Linked DNA regions of Mus musculus: regions 1 and 2 are each linked to region 3. Evidence: chromatin loops called from intact Hi-C (ENCODE). Cell type or tissue: left cerebral cortex. All regions are shown on one strand. Links, peaks and the distances in the headings refer to the core of each region. The heading gives the core; the rest is flanking DNA. Region 1 overlaps Wasf3 (WAS protein family, member 3). Region 2 overlaps Wasf3 (WAS protein family, member 3). Region 3 has its middle 16 kb from the start of Gm38747.

The links. Peaks named below come from ENCODE experiments on the same cell type or tissue, not always from the same donor. Only the 100,000 strongest peaks of a DNase experiment are listed, where the experiment ranks them.
Region 1: it touches region 3 in a loop (4-fold over the local background); 3 of 42 quality-filtered maps call a loop at or near these places.
Region 2: a loop joins it to region 3, with 4 times the contacts of the local background. A loop is called at or near these places in 9 of 42 quality-filtered maps.

The regions. Positions count from the first base shown.
Region 1 is chr5:146,450,431-146,456,493 of GRCm38, reverse strand. Wasf3 (WAS protein family, member 3) reads right to left here. Exons shown (of 10, transcript NM_145155.3): 4 at 4,489-4,623; 5 at 3,025-3,178; 6 at 833-950. Among named protein-coding and RNA genes, the nearest start is that of Gm6408, 28 kb to the left of the region's middle. In left cerebral cortex, for the core only: a CTCF peak has its summit at 3,122; DNase peaks (open chromatin) are centred at 2,759 and 3,284; H3K27ac peaks cover 940 bases.
Region 2 is chr5:146,424,866-146,430,928 of GRCm38, reverse strand. All of the region lies in intron 2 of Wasf3 (WAS protein family, member 3), which reads right to left. Among named protein-coding and RNA genes, the nearest start is that of Wasf3, 43 kb to the right of the region's middle. In left cerebral cortex, for the core only: no CTCF peak of the experiment used is centred there; DNase peaks (open chromatin) are centred at 2,623 and 3,723; H3K27ac peaks cover 2,122 bases.
Region 3 is chr5:146,334,664-146,340,726 of GRCm38, reverse strand. No RefSeq gene overlaps it. Among named protein-coding and RNA genes, the nearest start is that of Gm38747, 16 kb to the left of the region's middle. In left cerebral cortex, for the core only: a CTCF peak has its summit at 3,208 (motif pointing right); DNase peaks (open chromatin) are centred at 1,124 and 2,496.

The DNA.
Region 1 (6,063 bases), core at 600-5,599, 120 kb before region 3:
TATTCTGGTTTGTGGTTGGTGCTTTCTCTTTTGATACAGGGTCTCACTATGTAGCCCTGGTTGGCCCAGAATCTATTACATAGAACAGGCTGGTCTTGGACTCACAGAGACCTGCCTGCTTCTGCCTCCCTGTGTTGGGATTAAAAGCCTGGTCTAGGTGGTTGATTTTTGAACACAGTATATGTATAAAAAGATCAGTAAGTATTTCCTCTGGAGAATCACTCCTCTCCATGGGGTACATATAAATTCTCAGCACTAAAGGGGCAATTTCCAAAGTGTAAGTCACTTAACCCAACAAATCAGTTTATCCTTCCAAGATGATATGTAGGACAGCTCTTTCTAAAATTCCTGACAGCATTCTTCTTGTTTGCCTCTACCTCCACCGTCCTCTAAGGGGGCTCACTCCTAGTAAAGATCTCTCAAAGTCCAGACCACTCGATTCCCAGTCTCCCACAAGCGCCTCAGTAAGTTCTCAGCCACAGTGACATCACACCTAACAGATGAATGTAAACGAGACAAAGCAGGCTGATGTCTGACAGGAACACTCACTGCATGAAGCTCGGAGGCATCAAACACAGCCAGAAACTGAGCTTCAGCACTCACCACTTCCTTCGTTAGAGGCATACAAGTGCTGGAGAACAAATCTGCTCAGATCTACTTCAAACAGACCATTGCTGGGTTAAAGTGTCAAGCTTGTCATGCGAAAGGAGGACACCCCGAGAAAACCTAAGCACTAAACATAACACCCTGACTATGTGAGCAGAGGGCCTGTGAGCACAGTGATGGGTGCCTCCCGCTGACGTCATCATGCCCTTCTGAAGTCCTTACGCACCTTCTGACGTCGTTTCTCTTTCCTCTTGTCTTCTGTGTCCTGCAGCATCTTTTCTTTCCAGAGGTCAAAGAAGTAAGAGGGATCCGTGTAGAACTTCAGCCCATCCTTCTTGTCATCTCTGTGAACCAAAGCATTCAAAGCCAGGGAAAGAACCATCAGCCATCTTCGTCTGGAGGTAACTTTAACCCTTTGGATCCTGACACCCACACGCAGCATGCTAATCACCTTATGTATTAGACCCTGAGCTTCCTCATTTGGAAAAACATGGACACATACACAAAAGCAAACAACTCTACAATCTTAAAAACAGAACCCACTGGGTGTAAATCCTACGTGACAATACCCCTCCCTCACAAATACCCAATTTCAGTCACTTATGCATTTAAGGAACTATTCGGTTTATTCTAACAGTAAGCTATGAGTACACTGATTCTACTGGAACTTCACTGCAGTCATGATCAAAAACTAGTAAGTACTCTGTCCCCTTTTGTCAATTCAGGTTTACACAACACCTTTCGGTATCAGAAAGCAAAATGATCATGGGGGTACACGTGACAGAAACACAATGTATTTTCTCAAGAAACTTTATCTCCTGTGGCCATGTCAATTGCAAGTACTGCTATGGTCACTATAGTCTACATAATATTTCAAATCATTATGTAAATCACTCCCTTAACATTTAACCAGGAATATCGCAGCCACTATGAACTCAGGGCTGTAACAAGAATCAGCAGCGACGCTCGAGTGCCTGGAGAGATAGCTCAGCAGTTAAGCAGCTAACTTATCCTTCAGAGGATCTGAGTTCAGGTCCCAGCACTCACAGCAGCTGGCCCACAGCTGCCTGTAACTCCAGCCTCTGGGTGCATCATAGCCATGTGCACTACATACAGAAAGACACAGAATCAAAAATGAAAATGGAACCTCTTAAAAATGCTTTCCACTGCTCTCAGAAAATAAATGGAAGAAATTAATTTTTTTCAGTAATGCTTGGAATAGTCACGATGTAAATACTGCACTAAAATTAAATCAGGAGAGTTATTCGTTATAGCACTATTCCACTGAGCTATAGACGCACACAGGAGAGGCAAGGCCAGTTAAATATACACAGACAGGAGAAAATTTATTTCTCAAATAAAGGAACAAATAAAGAGTGGTCAGGAGACAGGTTTCTATTCATGCCCATCGCAGTTGTAGTATGTGCACTCTAAGCTCTAGGAAAGCCCACTGGGCCCACAGGAGCTGAGGAACGTTACATTGCTGGCTCCCATCAGTTTCCATATCATTTTGATTATGCATGCATGCCCATTTATTTGTCTGAGGGAATCTCTCTGTCCAGCAGAAAGAGAAGGTGACAGTCCTGACCGTCTCTCATGGAGGTTGCCTCTAAACCTCTTCTGTGCGTCCTTGGAAAAGACCACAAAGCAGATGAAGAGCCTGGGCCCACATACAAAGGACACAGTCGCCAGAGACCGTCACAGACACTTGGCTGCAGCACTGTCTCTGCGAAGTCAGCGCATTTGCCTATCACCATGGTGAGATCCACAGAGGGGAGAAAAGATGGGTGGAGGGGCAAGGCCCACCATGGAGGACAAGGAGACAGAAAGAACGAGAAAGAGAACCAAAGATGGTGACGGGAGTTGTGAGAAGAAGATGCCATGGTTGTGGGAAACACGTGCGAAGCTTAGTAAGAGTGTGTGTGTGCAGGTGGCCTCTCCCTGTGAACGTTGCCCTGTTGGGTTTTGTCTTTTCCCTGGGAGTCTGTCCCTGACACATGCAACCAGCATAGCAACAACAGAACAGCAGATGTTTGTGCGCTGCTGAGGGCCGGGGCGAGGATTTTACCATGTTATAAATGAACCATGCCATTTCTTTCCAGCTAACTTCAACATAAGGAATGGCACACCCACACCTGGTATGCTGCTGTGAAGTACCACTTCTGCTGAAGACGGCCCCATCTGAGTGTGAAAATCAGAACTCACACCTCTCCTTTTAGGAACGCCAGCAGTTCCACAGCCAACATTTCACTGGGTATGATACAGCAGTTACTGTTTTCAGAGTGTTCTTTTTCAACCCATAGGAGCCCTCTGAGGTGATCCCACCCAGCACAGCTGCACATTTTAGCCTCTGGAAGCATCCCTGGTCCTCCACTGGAAAGGCTGTGTGGAAGTGGGGAAGGGGGCGTGGAGTCGTACCTGTACGGTGTCAGAATGCTCAGCGGCGGGGGTTTGTCACTCTGATTATAAATGTCAGCAACAGGGTTGGGAATGCTGTTCTTGGAGACCACCTGCTGGTCTTGGATGGTAGAGCTTTTGAATGCTTTCTTCATGTTGATATCCTGTAGTGAGACTATTGAGAAACAAGTCCCCAGGTTGAGTTACATACAAGATATTCTCTGTTTAAAAAGAAGCATCTTTGACTCAGAATTCTAAACATCTTCCAGAATGACTCAACACTGGCTTTTTAAAACCGAGATCTCTTTTTGGGTTTGTGCCCGAGTGTGTATATGTGCACAACACTGGCAGAGGCCATAAGAGGGCACAGGATGCCGTAGGACTCAAGCAATTGTGAGCCACCAGATGTAGGTACTGGGAACTGAACGTGGGGCCTTTGCGAGAGCAGCCAGGGCTCTTAACCACTGAGTCATCTCTCTAGCCCCTGAAATAATGGTTTCTGTTGTTCTTTAAAGTCTTGCTTAAACAGAATGCCCTTCCTCCCTCTAAAAGATACATTTTATCTATGACATGAAGTCAAATCACAGCTTTGTCTTCTTTTGTAACAAGAGAATGATTTCACTGGACCAGGGCACCATTTTGTTGCTGTTTAAACAGCGCCTCTCAGACACCACACAGAATACAGCCCCTGAGGATGGCAGGCAAGCAAACAGATCTGTATTTCTTGGGAGAAACCATTAGTGCCAGGTGAAGTAAGATGCCTGCACGAAAAAGTATGCAAATGTGAGCATCCCACTAAGCATCCATCACAACGATGCACAAGGAGAGGCCTCTATGCCTTTTGACCTATGACCCACAAAGTAAGCACCTTGATCCAGGAAAACGAAGTTGAGCTAAGTGAGCACCTGGCTGAGCAGAGGAGGGTGAACCTTCTTCGTTTCTCACAACTTTTACATTGTATGTAACTCATCTGACCTTGATAACTCTTCTAGGTGTCCAGGCTGGTCCTGCTTGCCCTGCCCACTGGACCACCAAGCCTGTAGCTCACATATGCTGTATGACAACTCAGAGAAGGGACACAGATTCCTTCAGAGAGACACGTGACTAAAAAAAGAAATCTTTTTTGAAAGATACCAAGAATCCCTTACCTGAACAGACCAAGTAGCTATTCAAATTTTATTTTAATTTTAAATCCTTAAATGAAACTTAAGATCTGGATTAAAATGAGGCTGCCCTCAGCATATTTGTTGTAATATCTGCAACTTTTTAAAACAATAGCATGACTATGACGGAGACAGGATGTCTTTTTTTTTTTTTATCACTAATTAACCTAGTATTGTGGGGCGCTCCCTTCCCGTTCTCCCAGGAAGAGAGGAGACAAATGGCAGTGTGCTACTGAAGGGGAAAGCAGAGGCTGTGCTGGAGTTAATTACCGCTGTCCAGCCCGCATGGCGTGCCACTCTCAGCTGTCATGCTGTTACTTACCCTCCTCCACCGTGGAGTCCAGCTGGGTGACTTTGACAGCAAGCCGATCGATTCTGTCTTGAAGGGAATTTGCTCTGATGTAGAAGTTGTTAGCCTCATTAAATAACTCACCAAATATGTCTTCTGCATGTTTACCTAGAGGAGAGAGGGAGAAAGACACCTGCTGAGGAATTACTGATGCATGCTCTTCACTGTCACTGTCACTGCCACCGCGCAGGGCTGGTCCAGCCAGTGTCAAGGTCCAAGGCCTTTAGAAAAGTAAACCATTCCAAACTAGCAGGGCCCTTCTTGCTGCCTGAGCTGTCAGTCAAGATGTTACTGCTAAACAAAACTTTAAAAAAAAAACATAAGTTCTCATTTTACATGAAACAGAACTATTAAAGCTTTCCTCTTTATATATATACATATATATATACATATATATATACACACACACACATACATATACATATATATGTATGCATATATATGTATATATATATATATATGCGCCACAGGGGGGAAAACTTTTTTTTATTATTTATTTTTTGGGGGGTTATTTATTTCATTTACATTTCCAATGCTATCCCAAAAGTCCCCCACACGCTCCCCCCCACCCCCCCACCCCCCCACTCCCACTTCTTGGCCCTGGCGTTCCCCTGTACTGAGGCATATAAAGTTTGCACGACCAATGGGCCTCTCTTTCCAGTGATGGCCGACTAGGCCATCTTTTGATACATATGCAGCTAGAGACACGAGCTCCAGGGGGTACTGGTTAGTTCATATAGTTGTTCCACCTATAGGATTGCAGATCCCTTTAGCTCCTTGGGTACTTTCTCTAGCTCCTCCATTGGGGGCCCTGTGATCCATCCAATAGCTGACTGTGAGCATCCACTTCTGTGTTTGCTAGGCCCCAGCATAGCCTCACAAAGGACAGCAATATTAGGGTCCTTTCAGCAAAATCTTGCTAGTATATGCAATGGTATCAGCGTTTGGAAGCTGATTATGGGATGGATCCCCGGGTATGGCAGTCTCTAGATGGTTCATCCTTTCGTCACAGCTCCAAACTTTGTCTCTGTAACTCCTTCCATGGGTGTTTTGTTCCCAATTCTAAGAAGGGGCAAAGTGTCCACACTTTGGTCTTCGTTCTTCTTGAGTTTCACGCATTTAGCAAATTGTATCTTATATCTTGGGTATCCTAAGTTTCTGGGCTAATATCCACTTATCAGTGAGTACATATTGTGTGAGTTCCTTTGTGATTGTGTTACCTCACTCAGGATGATGCCCTCCAGGTCCATCCATTTGCCTAGGAATTTCATAAATTCATTCTTTTTAATAGCTGAGTAGTACTCCATTGTGTAAATGTACCACATTTTCTGTATCCATTCCTCTGTTGAGGGGCATCTGGGTTCTTTCCAGCTTCTGGCTATTATAAATAAGGCTGCTATGAACATAGTGGTGCATGTGTCCTTCTTACTGGTTGGAACATCTTCTGGATATATGCCCAGGAGAGGTATTGCGGGATCCTCCGGTAGTACTATGTCCAATTTTCTGAGGAACCGCCAGACTGATTTCCAGAGTGGTTGTACAAGCTTG
Region 2 (6,063 bases), core at 724-5,723, 90 kb before region 3:
AAGGGCTTCCAAAGGAATCTGTGTTAGAGGTAGGATTAGTTTGTCCCACTTTTCTGAGAAATGATCTCAACTTAGCAAGAGACAGTCTAGTTCCCAGAACCATGAACTAGATCTCAGACTGTAGGGATAGTCTCCTGTGATCTGTGTGAAAGCATCGCCTGTCAATAAAAAAGCTGTTGGCCTATTAGCTGGGGCAGGAGGTAGGAGGCAGGAGTTCCAGCAGGGAGAAAGGATTCTGGGATAGATTCAAGCAGGAGAAGACTTGCCCCAATGGTGATGGAGACAGACTTTTGATACTGGGGAGAGGTAACCAACCACACTGTGGCCTAAGCATTTATTCATAATTAACTACATCTTGGAGTCCTTATTTCAGGAACTGGGGCGCAGGTAGTAAAGCCTGTGGTTACATCAGACCCTGTAGAAATCAGGCCAAGATCCTGATCTAGGAATCCCAGGACCACGATGCCCAGCTTGGAGTGACTGCACTCTTTAATGGTAGAGACAGACCACTCTCACTGCAGGAGACAGATGGACAAAGTTTGCAGTGACAAACTACAACACAACACCAGAGTAACTGGCAGAGGCAGGGAAAAGCCGAGGTCTCGCTGGCATCTCTGCTGTACTGCGATGCCATAATGGCCGACCAGAAAGGATGCTGACCCTCAGTTGTACCCTTCATCCCTGCAAGACTAGCCTGTGCTCTGCTGGTGGTTCTGGCTTCCTCTCCTCCAAACTCACCTCCCTTCATAGAGGGGACATCTTGGCCTGTGACCCCTATCTTGGCCTCTGTTTCTTGGACTAAAACAAAAGAGACCCCAAGGATGGTCAAAGAGAGCCTGTGGTGGGCAGGTGAGGATTGAGGACTTGCCCGAATCCCAGGAAATGACACTGTAGCTGACAGGTGACATGAAGTCCCTGCCATGTGACATGATTCAGTTACTGAAGATTCCACTGGGTGACCTGGAAAATGTCCTGGTGGAGGGATGTGGCAAGGAACAGTCCAGACATCTGAAAAATTTAGAGGGGGAACCATCCACAAAACAACTGCGCAGTGATGGCTAAGCTGTTCTAATCCTCCACGTAAAGTCAGCACGGGACAGAAAGCTATAAATGAGCAGGAAATGGGCAAGGAGGAGACCCACAAAACCTTGCTGGTGAGAACAGAGCGATCCTCTCAGGACCTGTGCACAGACACAGTAGGAAGCTGTGGGACAAGGCCCACCACCAGCCAAGACGGGTACAGCATGCTGGTCTGGGCCCCAGTCAAGAAAGCTGGCATCCTAAAGACTCAGAGGGGACATATATGGTAGGTGCGCAAGATGGTGTTGAGTCCAAATATCTCCAGCAGGTACTGTAGTATATATTCTTCCTCTGACTAGGGACAGGCAGGGGCAAAACCCAGCCTCAGAAGGGCTGGGTCCAGTAACAAAGACATCAATGGGCAACATGCTGATCGGTCAGAAAGAATGCATGGTGGGTTATATGCTGAATGTCTGTGTCCCCAAAGGGTGACAGATAAATCCTACAGAGAACCTTAGAATGCTGACGTTGGGCAGGATCTGGCAGTAGAGGCTGTGTTGGGATAGCCCCTCCTAGATGAAAGGCAAACTGTTGCATTTTTCAGCCCTCAACACAAGGAGGGACAGTCAGTAACTGTTAGGTTAGGCTTGGGGCAGGGAGGCACAAGACGACCCTCACACTGGGTTGAAATCACAGTTCTCTGGTTTGCATAGGCTATGGGATATGAAGTTCATCTGCTTAGTCTGTATGGCCTAGCAGACCCCAGAGGCCTTAGCAGTGTCCATGGTAGAAAGGTGGAACCCCAGCAGGCCCAAGTGCATGTCCAGGGACTCTGCCATCACTTCAGAGAAGGCCTTAGGAACAAAGCTTTGCCTTTTGCCGTGTTGCCAGGTCTTGGCAGAGACCATACAACGCCAAGGGATTCCCAGAATAAGCAGAGTTCTGTCAGCTGAGTTATCAATTTGAGTCAATAGCTGTGCATGAGCTAGGGATGGCAGAAGAAATCTGTGATCAAGCCTGAGCAGAACCTGAGAGCACAAAGGAATCTCATGAGCAGCAAGGCCAGACGGAGCTGCAGACCAACCCAGCCAGCTGAAGGATGGGAGGTCCCAGCCTGGCGTTAGTGGTCACCGAGAAACTGAACTCAGCTGCAGCGGGAACCATGCAGGGAGACAGGAAAACGCAGCACCTGCTGCAGCTGCTAAGAGCAGCACCCAGCTTGCCTACTGTCCATGCAGAGAGAAGTAGTCAGAGTCTGAAATGGGTACAGTTAACCAGATAAGCAAATGCCAGTGTATCTTAAGGAGGTCACAATAAAGACATGTGAGTGTCTACAAATTAACACGGACAGACAGACAGACAGACAGACACACACACACACACACACACACACACACGGCTAGATCCTGTGAAGAAAGAGACACTGAATACAAAGTTGATAAAAGTCTCAGTCTGAATGCAGCAGCACTTCAGTGGATTCCTACACAATGTCCCATCTGATCCTCTTTATGGGAGAGGAAGTGTGAGACTGTTAAATATGATAAAAATCCAGACTCCGTTCGAGTCTTCCCAGAAGGATAAGGAAAACCAGATGATTTCATCCTCTGGGGGTGTGGGGAGGAGTGGGAAATCGCATCAAAGACTCCACGCTGTGACAAGAGAAGGTTCCATCCTGGTGCTCCCTGCTTACTCCCACTCTAAAACCTCAGTAGACAAGCTTTCAGCCTGCTCTCTCAAACACACATCAACTTTACCTCAGAACATATCACATGGACTGGAAAACACTGGATGATACTCATCTTCAACAACATTAGCAACAGAGCACCCAAATACCTACCCATTTCTCTTTTCTTATGTTTCTTAAATCCTTTTTAAATTAGACTTTAAAAGATGTCAATATTTAGTATTTTGTTTGGTCTATTCCTAGAAGGTAAAGTAATATTAATCTTAGCAATATTACCTTCTAATAAAGTTATTTTTTCAATGCTGACTGTTATGCATGAGTGTAGCCATAGGATCAAGCTGGCCAAAGACCAAGTAAGACTTGTAGATTTCATCAACCAGAAACTAAATGCAGCCAACTGGCATCTGAAGTCAGAGCGGAGGGGTCCCAGCTCTGCCATAGCCCACTGTTCTACCAGTTCCCATGCCGTGTTTGAAAAGAGTTTTGATTTATGACTGTCTTTGTTCTGTTACGTTTGCCATGTTGGAACATGCTATTTATGATAACCTGAATCTGTGTTCCCTGGCCACGCTCACTCACGTTTCCCTCTAGAATAAACTACCTTTTTTCCCTTGTGAGGTGATACTTGTGTTTTTGTGGCGAGAGTTTCTTCCTGATAAAAACCCTTGAAGAAACAAAGAATACAGGGACCATAGCTTAAGAAAATAAGGCCACACCTGAAAACCCTTGAGCAGCATTGGACCAAACGGAGACAACATCAAAGTCTTCCCATTACGATCAGGAAGAAGACAGTGCGCCCATTCTCTCCCTCTTATCCAACACTACATTTAAAGCCTTTGCTATGGCTGTCAAGCAAGAAAGGGAAATGAAGGGTTAAAAACAGGACTGGAAGAACTAAGACGTCCCTATTTATAGACAATGCGATGCTTTACATAAGAGACCTATAGGCTCCATCCATTTGTAAAACCTGGCAGGGCTAAGGAGTCTGTCTCTTCTATTCCTCATGTGCTGGTGACCTTTAGTCTGATTGCTGCATGCCAGGCAATTAAGAGTGTGGCATGTGGCAGAGCTAAATTGGGTGGCCCAGACGGCATTATACACACTGAACTAAGTTACCCATGCTGCAGATGTTGGCTTTCTAGTTACATGAGCTTGTAATTCACCTCTGAAGACAAGCAGTCCCATCAGCATTGCTCTTGTGCCCACACACAGTGACATGATGCTCACTGGAGCCCCTTGGGGGAGCTCTTCATTTCTCTGGGGCCAGGACTGGATCCCAGGGACAGGACTGGATCGACCTGCCAGGTTGTTACTGTGCCCCAGGTCTCCACCTCTGTGCCTCCGGCTACCCTCCCAGGAGACAGCATCATTGCTATCTCTGCCTCCCCACAGTCAAAGGAAGGAGTTGGCTTACTGAATTCCCCTTAGTCTCGTGGTCCTCTGCAGCCACAATGCTGCACAGCACTGTGCTAAATGGTTACCTCTGCTGTCTGAGCTGTGGTCTGTCGGCTGGAGAATTAGAGGCATCCTTGTGCTTTCATTTTCTCTCCTCCCCTCTCTTCTTTAGAGTCCCTCTCAATTTAACTCTCATTTACCATGAATGGTGAACTCCAGCATATAAAAGAAATACATTGGTTTACATGCTTGCTGTTCCATTTCTATCAGAGATTTCAGATCACTGATGGATGAGCTGTCTGGACCCTCACCTCCTCACACTCCCTTGTGGCTGGCAGGATGCATGAGCCTGGGATTCCTGTCTCAGTCTTTTTGTATGTTCCACACATATGATTAGCTTTCGGCTCAAACTGTATACATGCAGATATTCATGCCTCAGTCTAAGCTTGCTCAGGCCAGGGGAATAATCATAGGTCTCTGTGGGCCAGGATCCAGTATGGCTCCTTGTAATACAAATACATCCAGTATCTGTCAAGAAACTAGAATGCACATTGAATTGCTAAGGAGAAATTAAAAAAAAAAAAAGACCCACGCTTCAAATATCTGAATAATATTGCTGAGCTACAAATGACAAACAACCTCCATTTAAAGAGCAATAGATTAAAAGCTATCAGGTTAACTAAAGAAATTACCCACTAAAACCCTGCCAAGGGCTGTGCTGGTCAGCAGGCATGCTAAATAGATGTAACAGGAGGTGGAAGAAGGTCCTATCCAAGCAACACGAATGACATCCAAGCCAGGGAGCAGAAAATAGTCCCATCTCTCAAAATCAAACCAGCAAACACCAATCAAATATGGTCTTAGGAGGCCAGCAAACTGACAGCCAAGCCTGCACCTCCCACCCCTCCACCTGCAGCCAGAAATGATGGGCTTCTCAGTGCAGCCACTAATGCCATCCTAAAGGGCCCAGATGGTCAACAGGAGCACAAATCTGCCTAGATCAGGCATGGCTGCTGGGAGCCCTGGCTCTCAATTCTGGACTTCTGCATCTCAGTTGTCACAATAACACCTGTCACTGCTTCTACAGGGGCTAAGGATTCCACCGGGGACGTACATGTGGCCGCCTTGAGGATCAATCTAGGATATCATTCTGACAGCAGAAGAGTCACCATGCCTTCTGAAGTTGTTATGGCAATCACCAGGGTGGTCTTGATTACTGCTTACCAGCTTGCTCCTTTTGACTTGCTCAGCCAGCTTTCTTATACAACACAGGATGACTGCCCAGTGCCAGCATCATCCGCAGTGAGCTGGGTCCTTCCACATCAATCATCAATCAAGAAAAATCCCCACAGGCTTGCCACAGGCCAGTGTGACGAGGGCATTCTGTCAGCTGAGGTTCCCTCTTCCAAACTGACTCCAGCCTAGGTCAGGCTAACATAAAGCTGCTCATTCCTGATGCTTTCCCTTGGGCCCTTCCTGAAGTGGCGTCTGTTAAGTGCCCCGGACACAGAGGTCCAGCACTCCATGTGTCTGCATCCACACTACAGCCATGTCAGACTCCCTAACTGGGGTCTGTGTCCAGCATCCCCCCCTCTATGACAGCCAGGACAGGTAAGCACAATGCACTTGTACAGGCTGGCATGGTGATACAGGACGCCTACAGTCAGCGAGCCACAGACTGTTGTGCACCAGCCCACCCCTTACGTCTACATAAGCAGCATCCATTCATCCTCATGGGGCCAGTTTCAGACCTCTGTTCCAAGCACAGCAGCTTGTGTAAACCCCAGGATAACCATGTTCTGACGGCTTTATCATCTGTTCAAGTTTACATCAGGGTCTGGGTGGGCTGACTTCCTTTCATTGAGAGCTGGTAACACTGGGAGCTACTGGCTTTGAAAATGCCAAGCAGACAGAGCTGTGTTGAGAGGGCGGCCAAGAGCAGCTGTCAACACTAGCTGCTGACA
Region 3 (6,063 bases), core at 575-5,574:
TTTAAGATGCTTCTGCATTCATAAGTCTCCATGTGAGTTTACAAAGGTCTTTAGAGTTAGCTAGCCTTCTCCACACTCACCCCCACCCCACTTAATCCTTCTTGTTCTATATTCCCCTCCATACTCCCTCTTCTATTCCCCCTTCCCCTGAAATCCCACCACGGCTTCTTACTACTTTCTTGACTTCTGTGGGCAGTCTGAGTTACAGTTTTACTGCTGTGAACAGACATCATGAACAAGACAACTCTTATAAGGACAACATTTAATTGGGGCTGGCTTACAGGCTTAGAGGTCCAGTCCAGTATCATCAAGGCAGGAACATGGCAGCATCATGGTGCAGGAGGAGCTGAGAGTTCTACCTCTTCATCTGAAGGCTGCTAGCAGAATACTGGCTTCCAGGCAGCTAAAACAAGGGTATTAAAGCCCAAGTCCACAGTGACACACCTACTCCAACAAGGCCACACCTACTTCGACAGGGTCACACCCTCTAATAGTTGCCACTCCCTGGGCTGAGCATATACAAACCATCACACCAGTTTAAACACACATATGTGAAGATTCAAAGCTAACGTCTCTACATGAGAGAGAACACACACAGTGTTTGTCTTTCTGGGTCTGGATTCCTCATTTAGTATAACGTTTCTAGTTTTTTCGATTTTTTGTGCAGATGTCATAGTTCTTCATAGCTGAATAATATGCCACTGCTGTGAGTGTACCACATATTTATTATTTCTATAGATATATACAGTTACATATAAAAGTAATCTCTAGCCAGTAAGACTTCCGGTAAGATTTAGCCACTCAGACACTAGGCTGTTTCCATTTTCTGCCTCTTGTAGATTGAGCAACAGTGAGTGCAGATGAGCAGGGATCTCTGTAGTGGGGTTTAGATGATTTGGGGCATGTGCTCTGAAAAAGGTGTAGCTGAGAATCTCTACACCAGTTCCCACAGTGGCTGCAGCAGCTGGCAGCCCTACCAATGGTGAGCAGTGATTGGCCCCCTTTCCCACACATCTAGGCCGGTTGTCTTATTTTATTTTCTTTCATTTTATTTTTAATTGTAACCATTCTGACCCGGGCAGGATGAAATCCCAAAGTAGTCCTAATTTGCATTTCTACGATGGCGAAGAAAGTTGAGCACTTGAAAAATATATATTTCTCAGCCATCTGTGCGTCTTCTTTTGAGAATTCTGTTTAGCGCCTCGCTCCAATTTTTAAACGGGTTGTTTGTTTTCTCGATGTTTAGCTTCTGAGTTCTTTGCATGTTCTAAATATGGACCCTCTCTCAAATGTAGATGGGAAAGACTCTCCCCCATTCTACAGGCCGTGTCTTCACTCAAATGGTGGTATCCTTGGCTGTGCATACGCTTTTTAATTTCATGAGATTCCCCTGTTCAGTTATTGGTCTCAATGTCTGTGCTGTGTTCCTCCTTAGGAAGTCTTTTTCTCTGCCTACAAGTTGACGCTTGTTTCTTTCGCTTCTAACAGACTCAGGGTATTGATTTTCGTCCTGAGGTCCTGGCAAGCCCTTGGTACTGCCTCGTGTGTGTTTATAGAGTTAACGATCTTCAATATAGGACATATAGAAAGAAGACAAAAACACCGTTACTGTGAACATAGCCCTCTAAGAACATCTTCTGGGAGGAATCCGGGTCCTCAAGAGATGGAAGGACAAGATCAAAGCTAAGAAGCTTAAGTTGTGACTTGTGAATTCAGTTTGAGAGTCTTCTGTGTGTTAGTGGGACCCTGAGAGTCAAGGGGAAAGGTCTTGCATAGGTACCTGGTGGAATAGACGCGTGGCTTTACTCATCTGTTCACATAGACACTTATCCTTCATCGAGTTTACTGAGCATTTACTATGTGTCAGATGGTGGATCTCATGAAAGGTCCAAGTTCAAGGCCTGGCGCAATTTATGTGGGTGGCCGCTGTTTGTGTTTCAACAACAGCAGTCAATTGTCAAATCGACACTCCAAAGAAGTATTAGAAGATACAGTAAATGTCACTTTGACTAGGCTTTGAGGTACAATCAAATCGTCCTGGGGGTGAGTGATCAAGGCCCATCCGGAGCCCAACCTCAGCTGTCCTCTGGCTTCTCCATGAATTCCTGGTCCCACAGCTGCAATGTGCTAGGCACACACCAGCTACAGAAACACAACGGAGAGCACAGCTTAGTAGCATGGCGGCCACACACTTCAGTAGTGTTTCAGACAGTATTCTGGCTGGCTTCTGGAGTCAGCATTTAGGAGAAAATCAAATACAACCAAAGTCACCCTTGAGGGACAGGGGAATTCCTTGGGGAGGGGAGAAGTTAGCAGAAAAGCAGGGAGCCTGTAAACACCACCCAGCCAGCTTCCCTTCAGCACGGGAACAGATGGCAGTCTGTGGCAGAGCACCCACAGAAACACTCAGCTTGGCTTGTGTTTTGAGGTCAGGTTCTACCAAAAAGACATATTGTGGCTTTAAACACTGGTGTGCAAGATGCTCGCAATACGGAGGCTCGGGCTGAGGCTGTAGAAAGACTCGCGCTGCGAGCATATGCATATTGTGGGGGATGCCTGGCACTCCCCGTATTTACATTGTTCTTCTTTTGACTTTCCTTTGAATACTTAGCAGCTGAATTCAGTGACGTTGCTGAGCATCTATAGGATAAGGCATGACTGAGAAAAGGACAGCAATGAAGCCAGTTGGCATGTGTGGTGTCCTGTGAAGACTGGGCGGCTGTGGGAACTCCGTCTCAAGTCTCCTAACTCTCCAGAGAGGCTAGGAGAAGGACCCAGTACTCTGTGTCGATGAGAAAGCAAAGGGCTTAGATCCCATTGTTCTCTCCCTGGATCCCCTGCTGCAGACAGACCCTTCTGCCTTCCAAAGAACTGTCAGAATCCTAACCATGGCGGGTGACTGCATCCTCCCTGTTTCCTCCTCCTGTAGAGTCCTCTAGGAAGAGTTAGCACTCGGATTCTTCCTCAAGCCAAGCCAGGAGCAGTGGCACAAGGCCTTGGTAAAAGAGCTCTCCACTACTCTGTCAGTTCCATTGCAGACCCTGAGAAGGGTTGGGTCAGCCCATGTCATCCATTGCTGGTCTCTGAAACTGTATGTGCTGGGTCATTCCAGTTTTGGCTCCCCGCTGATCTACCTCCCCTCCTCCTGGACCCTCCCTCACAAGTCCTCCTGCCCCCTCCTCAGCCCAATATGCCCACTGGCCATTACTCTCAGGCTCAATGCTTTGCCAGATGGGGGCAGCAGACATGTCATTTTTAAAATTCCATTTCAACAGACAAAGCTAGGCAGCCAGACTCAGCTTTACCAAAGGAAATAACTGGAGATCCCAGGGCGATCAGCTCTCACTCTGACAAGTTCGCCCACTAAGGTGGTGGGGTAGCTTCTTGGTTAAGCACCAGGGATCTGAATTATAACAGCTTCTTGCTCAGCAGAGACATCTATCTGTACCTTGCAAGCTGAGCTACAATGTCCTGCACAGAGGCTAGCTACAGGACAAACAAAGATGCCTACTGTTCCGTGGAGTTTGCTAAATAGTGGAGCTACCGGTCCTCTGTACCCTGATCGTCTTTTAGAAAGGAAAGAGATGACCTCATCAAACCTTCTGTCAACCTTGAGCTTCTACACCTTGAACTTCCTGCCCAAGGAGATGTCCTCTCCTTCGGCATAAGAGGAGCAAGTATAGCATGCCCATTGGCCCTTCTGCTGAAACAGGGGCAGCATGAACAACCTGCCCAAGACCCGCTCACTACAGGAGTCCAAGACCATTCTTTGGCTAATTTGTATATGACCTCCATCTGTCTTTGTCTCATCAGAGGAAGCATGCACTTATTATTTAAGTGGCACATCCACACCATTCGGATAATTCTTCCTTCGTGGAATTCTCCAGTCCTTTCAAAGACACCGAGAGAAGAAAGAGTAAGGGAAAGTCCCCCCCCCCCCCCACACACACACATGCACCCGGACACATAGACTCACACTTAGAAACATACACACAGAAAGCACACACACACAAGCCAAACCTTCGTGGAGTTAACAGTACAACAGGGCATTAAAGTACTTGGGAAAGTTCTGGAGGCCCCTGCTTCCAAATAGTCACCTGACTAGAAGCAACTCAATCTTTTTTTACGAAATAGGAAAGATCAGGGGCTTGTACCTTTTAGCTAAGTTCCCAGGTCCTCTTCTGCTTCATTGAACCCACTCCCTCAGCCTTTATTTATCAAGCTTCCTTTGTGGTTTCTATGACCAGCAGCAGCAGGTTCTTGTCTGAATAGGTAGGCACCAAGTCAACAGAGCAGGAGACTCTGGAAGCAGAGAGTACTTAAAAGGTACAGTCAATTAATGGCTCGCAGTGTTACCTGCCTAGTATTGCCCTGGGAGTCCAGCTAGCCTGTTCAGTCTCCACCAGAGGCCCTTCTGTTAAATGCCTGGTCTCCAGGGAGGTGTTATAAGGAGGTGGTGGAAGCTTTAAGTGGGGGGAGGCCCCCAGGGAAGTCTTTAGTTGAGTACACCCCAAAAAAGGATAGTGTGGCCTCAGCCCATTCATTCTGTCTTTAGCATCCTAGCCATGAGATGAGGGGTTTCCCACGCAGGGGAACAATGGGGACTGGAGAAAGCAACATCAAGGTGAGCATAAGAAGCCAGGTGACAGCCAGGTGTGGTGGCGCACGCCATTAATCCCAGCACTTGGGAGGCAGAGGCAGGCGAATTTCTAAGTTCGAGGCCAGCCTGGTCTACAGAGTGAGTTCCAGGACAGCCAGGGCTACACAGAGAAACCCTGTCTCGAAAAACCAAAAAAAAAGAAGGAGGAGGAGGAGGAGGAGGAGGAGGAGGAGGAGGAGGAGGAGGAGGAGGAGGAAAAGGAGAAGAAGAAGAAGAAGAAGTAGAAGAAGAAGAAGAAGAAGAAGAAGAAGAAGAAGAAGAAGAAGAAGAAGAAGAAGAAGAAGAAGAAGAAGAAGAAGAAGAAGAAGAAGGTGACATACAATGACTAAAGCCCCTCTCACTTGGAGCTTCGTAGAGAGACCTTGAAACACAAGAGCAGGCTGGGCAAGTGCTGACGCCCTCTGACGGGGGCCCTGCGCTTTCAGACAGATGCCGGATGATGTCTGTTCACTCTCTGCTCGCTAGCTCATCCCTACACTTTCACCAGCTGTTTCCCTTCCTTGATGAGCTCTCTTTCTGTCTATTTCCTGGCCACGTGTCTGTATCATAGTTTTCTCCCCAAGGACACAGACCTGGAAAGTTCTTCAGCAGATGCCTCCAAGATGACACAGAGGCCTGGAAACTTTAGTGTTTGCCCCCAGGATTCTGATCTCTGTCTGTATCACTAAGACCCAGAGGCAACGGAGTCAAATAATCATGAACTGGGAACTCCTGAACTGTGATCCCAGGTAAACCTCCTCTCTTTTTAAGTCCATTATCTTAGGTATTTGTAACAATAGCAGAAAGCTGATTGTGTTGGCTATTTTTCTCGTTGCTGTGACAAAATACCAGAAAGTTTTCGTAAAGAAAGGTTTATTCAGACGCACAGCAAAGAGGAGAGAATCCATCACAGCAGGGAAGGCAGCGGCTCTAGCTGAAGCAGGACACAGATGTTTCCTTCAGGCTCTGGAAGATGAACGCTGCTACTTTGTTTCTCTCTCCTTTCCATTCAGCCCTGAACCCTGGTCGCTGGGGTGGCAACGCCCACATTCTGGAGATGGGTCTTCCCACCTCTTTTAAGTCTCTGGAAACATCCTCACAGACACGCTTAGAGTCTTGTCTCAAAATTCCTTCTAAATCCCTTCAAGCTGACAGTCTTAGTTAAGGATTTACTGCTGTGAACAGACACCATGACCCAGGCAACTCTTATAAGGACAACATTTAATTAGGGCTGGCTTACGGGCTCAGAGGTTCAGTCTATTATCTTCAAGGCAGGAGCATGGCAGCATCCAGGCAGGCATGGTGCAGGAGGAGCTGAGAGTTCTACCTCTTCATCTGAAGGCTGCTAGGATGAGGGTCTTAAAGCCCACACCCTCAGTGACACACCTACTCCAACAGGGCCACACCTATTTTGACAGGGCCAC